Linked DNA regions of Homo sapiens: region 1 is linked to region 2. Evidence: chromatin loops called from intact Hi-C (ENCODE). Cell type or tissue: ascending aorta. All regions are shown on one strand. Links, peaks and the distances in the headings refer to the core of each region. The heading gives the core; the rest is flanking DNA. Region 1 has its middle 25 kb from the start of CD28. Region 2 has its middle 49 kb from the start of RAPH1.

Region 1 (2,803 bases), core at 301-2,800, 98 kb after region 2:
ATAGACTTCAACAAAGGGACTCCTTGTAGGGCTGCAGGCAAGATTAAGGGGACTAACAAAGAAGATAAAGCACCTAGGGGACTAGCAATGTTGGGAAGCTGTTACTTCTGCTCCTAGGCCTGCAGGGACAAGGAGAGTGAGTGGTGTTAGAGACCCAGAAAGAACAGTAGCCCTGGGAGAGGGGCATCCAAGAGGAGCTGTGGACATAAGTAGAGGAATGCAACCACTTAGGGAAAGAGTAGACAGAGCAAATACTCTGGTCTCTCTCTCTTTTCACCCTTGAATCTCCTGCAATTGGTGGAGCCCAGCTGGAAGCCAGAAGGCAAGAAAGCCTAGATGAGGCGGTCCAAGGTGGTCAACTCCTGAGAGGCAGCAAAGAAGAGAAGAGCTAAAAATAGATCTGGACAGGCAAAAAGAGAACAACCAACACCCTGTTTTTGTTTTTGTTTTTGTTTTTGTTTTTTTTGAGCCGGAGTCTCGCTCTGTCACCAGGCTGGAGTGCAGTGGTGCAATCTCGGCTCACTGCAACCTCTGCCTCCTGGGTTCAAGTGATTCTCCTACCTCAGCCTCCTGTGTAGCTGGGATTACAGGCACACGCCACCACACCCAGCTAATTTTTGTATTTTTAGTAGAGATGGGGTTTCACAATGTTGGCCAGGATGGTCTCGATCTCTTGACCTTGATCCACCTGCTTCGGACTCCCAAAGTGCTAGAATTACAGGCGTGAGCCACTGCACCCAGCTAATGCCAGTACCCTATTTTTTCGACTGTTAGTCCTCCAGAAATCTGGGTACTTTCAGTTTCTCCCAGGAGCAGCCCTGTATTAAAATTCTGAAAAATTAAAAATCTTAAAAAATACTTCTTGTTATTAAGCCACTGTTAGAGTTTTGGAGAGGGCCCAAGAAACAGAACATACTGGGGAATGATCCAAATGACTGGCAGATGAAAGCCAAAATACCATGTTAGTGATTGGTCAAGTTAGGTTGGAGGAATGGCTTAGTGTAAGGACCTATAAATCTACTAGCCGAGCCCAGAATTCATCAGTCTTTCCTACCCAGTCTCAGATGGCACCAAACCATGTCAGGGAGAGTCTATTCCTGGAGGAAAGTAGAGAGTGTTTACTTTTTTTTTTCTTGAGATGGAGTCTTGCTCTGTTGCCGAGGCTGGAGTGCAGTGGTGCAATCTTGGCTCACTGCAACCTGTATCTCCTGAGTTCAAGCAATTCTCCTGCCTCAGCCTCCCAAGTAGCTGGGATTACAGGCGTCTATCACTGTGCCCAGCTAGTTTTTGTATTTTTAGTAGAGGTGGGGTTTTGCCATGTTGGCCAGGCTGGTTTCAAATTCCTGGCCTCAAGTGATCTGCCTGCCTCAGCCTCCCAAAGTGCTGGGATTACAGATGTGAGCCACTGTACCCAGCCTTGAGTGTTTGCTTTTTGTGGGCAATTGGTCCCCCAGGGGAAGATGGGGAAGAAAGGGGTAGGCCTATTACTCACCAGGGCAAAGCTGGAAGGGTAGAGTCTGGCAAGGGCCCCATGAAGGCAGCTTATGCTCAAGAGGAAGCCGGGTGGGGCTGGGCCACACATACCTATTCTTTCAAAACTTACCAGGCTTTTCTGCTGCTTTGGAGAGGAGTGAATTAAGGGCGTTGGAGGGGATTGCCTTTTCTCCACCACATTTTCTCATTCTTTAGTTCATTCAACTTACAGACTTTCAGGAGTTAGCCACACTATGAAGGCTGGGGATGCAAAGATGAAAAGGATGCAGTTTATCTCTAGATGGTGATACTAAGAACAGCTAACAGTTATTCAAGATGTGCCTTAAAATGGGATGTAGTTTTCACTCATTTGTCTTAAAACATTCACAGGCATCATATTAAACAGATAATTACTAACTTTTACAGATGGAGACACTGAGGCTTGGAAAAGTTAAGGGACTTGCTTAAAGTCACAGAAATTAGTTAATGGCAGAGCTAGGATTCAAATCCAGGCAATCTGGCTCCGGGGCTAGTATTCTTAACTCTTTCCCATGTCACAGGCCAATGCTGGAGACAGGCCTGTGAGCAAATAATTACAGTGTAATGAATGAGGTAAGTGCTAATGGAGGGACATATACCGTGCTAAGGGAATGAAGGAAGGAGTGACTAAGGTTTTGTGTAGGACATTTGTGCAATTTCCCTTGCCCACTGCCAGAAATGAACAAAGCAGAGTCTTTTCGGGGCATGCTTTATTTTGCTATACGTGGATGTAGATATAGAGCTCAATTCATGTTGCCTTGCTGCCCCTCCCAAACATAACAACACTTAAAATAATTTCTTCCTGACATCCTGGACCCCCTCCAAGAGTTTGTCCCAGCTTTTGGACAAGGCAGAAACAGGAAAAGGATGTCCTAATGTTCCCTGACCAGAGACCTAAATTGGAATTTGGAAGAGTTTCGTAATTAAAATCATTGTTAAGATTTTATTGTCCTGTACCCTGTAGTGTGTGTGTGTGTGTGTGTGTGTGTGAACATTATATATCAGCCACCACACATGTACTATATACAATCACTAAAATCAACTTTTGTGAGATTGCTTAAATCTCAAAGTTTCTATAGTTTGTAGATCTATGTTTAGAAGATATTTTGTTTTTTCATAAAGGAGAATTAATATTTTTCAACTCAAATACTTTTTTTGCTATGACTTAATCATAATTTGGTAGTAATATATCACAATTTCTGCTAATAACGCAAAAACAAACTCACTTCTGTTTCATTCTCTCTCAATAGAAATTGTTTCAGTTTGGCCCCCTATACTGATTCATTTCTCA
Region 2 (2,803 bases), core at 261-2,760:
TCCACATTCGTCCTGTCTAAAGGAAGAAGTTTGTTCTACTGTAAACAGTTATGGGAACTGTTTGCTTTGGATGGGCTTGGTCCTCATTGGCTGAGGAGGACTTTCTTACTCTGGTTTCTTGCCAAGGTAGAAATTCAATGCCAAAAGCTTCCTAGTCCTGTCTGGACATCCTCTAATCAGAATAAATTTGACCTAAAGAAAGTATGTTGGAGAGCTGCAAGCATGGTAGTAGTGCCTTGAAAAAAAAAACCAGTCGATTTAAGTAGTAGATTGTGCGGTTCAGTAGCATGGAACAAAGTTCATTGTCATATCCTGGACAGAACATTTCTTGGATCTTTTCTTGCTCCACCTCTAACCAGAAAAGGCTCTATCCTGAAACTATATTTGCATGTATGCAAGCCCTTTGAAATTCTTACACTCCTTTGCGTCTATTAAACCAAGAGGATAAGCAACCTGGTAATTTAGCACGGTCATGAGCATTTATCTACACAGTGGGCTCCAAATGGGTGTCTGAAGGTGAGTTGAGTGTGGATGTTAGAAGCCAGTCTTTCATTCTAGTCTTTCAAATATTAGCTGTACAAAGTGGATTATTTATACAAGTTATAGTTCTAAGCACAGTCTCTAGAGCCAAACTGCCTTCAGTTTGAATCCTGCCTCTACCAATTGTTTGGCAATCGACCCTGGACAAATTGCGTAAGTTCACTATACCTCTTTCTTTGCCTCTGTGAAATGGGCATTGTTGTGAGGTTTCAATGTTAATATATGTGAGGAACTTAGATCAATACTCAGGAACAAGTAAGTGCTCAATAATATTAGCTGTTTTTATTTTCTCCTTCTCTTGAAATTACAAGTGATGCTCACTGACTACTGACTCATTGTCTAGCTTGATGCTTCTGGCTGGAGAAGGATTTATAAGGGAGTGAGAAATGTGTGGATGTGCCATCTGTCCACTTTTACTTCTAGGTGTATCCGTATCTGTGTATAAAAGCCAAAAAAAAGGCCCATTAAATGCTCAAACATTTATGAAGACTTTTCTCAAAAAAGACTTTCCTGGCTTTTAAGCTGTTAGGCAAATCAGTTCTATATTTAAATATCATTCTGTCCTTTTGATGGTTGAATTCAAATTGTGCCTATTATAGCTGACTCTTAATCGTAGGTGGTCCTGTGCCAATCGTGTAAGACTACTGACAATGATCTATGGCAACAATCATTTCTGTACACAAGTTGTGGTTGACTAAATCCACATATTCTCTCAGGTGTGGGGCAGAACCTCTAAAATGCCACAGTGAGTGGGAGGTGGGGCATTTATAAGTAGCAGATCATTGTACAACCATTTCCTGTGCCCCAGCCTCCTCTGACCTCAGCTACTTTTTTAAGGTACTGACCCACAGCCTCTGCTATGAGCCATATCCCCAGCACCTCCTCTGTGCAGCTCCAGTAGCCACTTCTTGTCTTGGAGGCTGGCTGTGTCATGCAGTGTTGCAGATTATGCTAAGTGAATCCAGTATCTCCTTGTTGCTCCCTCTGTCAAGGATCTGCAGTTTGTGGATTTAATATGTGGAGCACATATTCATTTATTAATTCACCACTTAGGCATGTATTAAGGCCCACTATACACTAGGCATTGCACTAAGCATTGGGAATGTAAATATGACCAAAGTTCTTCTTCTTCTTTTTTTTTTTGAGACAGGGTCTCACTCTGTCATTCATGCTGGAGAGTAGTGGTACCATCATAGCTCACTGCAGCCTCAACCTCCTGAGCTCAAGCGACCCCCCAACTCTCCCCACTCCCCACAACTTTGCTTTAGGCTCCCAAGTAACTAAGACTCCCAGTTAATATTTTATTTTATTTTTTTGAGACAGAGTCTTGCTCTGTCATCCAGGCTGGAGTGCAGTGGCACTATCTCAGCTCACTGGAACCTCTGCCTCCTGGGTTCAAGTGATTCTTGCGCCTCAGCCTCCTGAATAGCTGGGACTACAGGTGGGCGCCACTGCACTCAGCTAATTTTTGTATTTTTGGTAGAGATGGGGTTTCACCATGTTTCCCAGGCTGGTCTCAAACTCCTGGTCTCAAGTGATCCACCCACCTCGGCCTCCCAAAGTGGTGGGATTACAGCACCGCGGCTAGCCCTTTATTTTTATTTTTTGCTATGTTACCCACTATGCCTAGCCTGACTAGATTCTTGATAGCACCTCATGACTATATATTAGACTCTAGAGGTGAAGAGAAACACAGGTGGATATGACAAAGGTAGCAAAATGGTGTGGGGTCATGGTTAGAAACATGGACTTTGAGCCTGAGTGTTTGGGTACAAATTCTTACTCAGCCACTTACTAGCTGTGTGACCTTGGACTTCATAATAACTTCACTTCTCTATGCCTAGTTTCCTTATTTGTCAAGTGGCAACTGTCATTGTACCTAGGGTTGTTGTAGGAGTTAATATTTATGACTATGTAGGGGAGTGTCTGAAACATAGTAAGTGCTATGTAAACATTTAAGTAAATAAGTGCAGCAATCGAGCTATATACAGGGTATTATAGGAGTACCTTGTCCAATTAGCAATATCAAACTTTTGCTTCTGTTCAGGTCTGTCCAAGGTATGGGGACATTTCCGAAGTCAGGAGAATTAAAAAAAAAAAAAAAAAGCCAGAGTTTGGCTGCTCAGCATCAGTGCAGCATTAGTGCAGGCCTTAGCCCACAACTTACTTCCACTAATGAACATTTGTCTCATTCCTTGGGTCAAATTTCTACCTGGTATCTTTGTCCTAGTAAATGAGTCTTTGTCCTATTTTCCTGCATCTT

What was found. A loop is a pair of places that touch in the nucleus more often than their neighbours do. Peaks named below come from ENCODE experiments on the same cell type or tissue, not always from the same donor. Only the 100,000 strongest peaks of a DNase experiment are listed, where the experiment ranks them.
Region 1: it touches region 2 in a loop (7-fold over the local background); 6 of 110 quality-filtered maps call a loop at or near these places.

Annotation. Positions count from the first base shown.
Region 1 is chr2:203,680,664-203,683,466 of GRCh38, forward strand. No RefSeq gene overlaps it. Among named protein-coding and RNA genes, the nearest start is that of CD28, 25 kb to the right of the region's middle. In ascending aorta, for the core only: no CTCF peak of the experiment used is centred there; DNase peaks (open chromatin) are centred at 1,108, 1,508 and 2,198; H3K4me3 peaks cover 1,244 bases; H3K27ac peaks cover 2,500 bases.
Region 2 is chr2:203,582,592-203,585,394 of GRCh38, forward strand. No RefSeq gene overlaps it. Among named protein-coding and RNA genes, the nearest start is that of RAPH1, 49 kb to the left of the region's middle. In ascending aorta, for the core only: no CTCF peak of the experiment used is centred there; a DNase peak (open chromatin) is centred at 1,380; H3K27ac peaks cover 2,169 bases.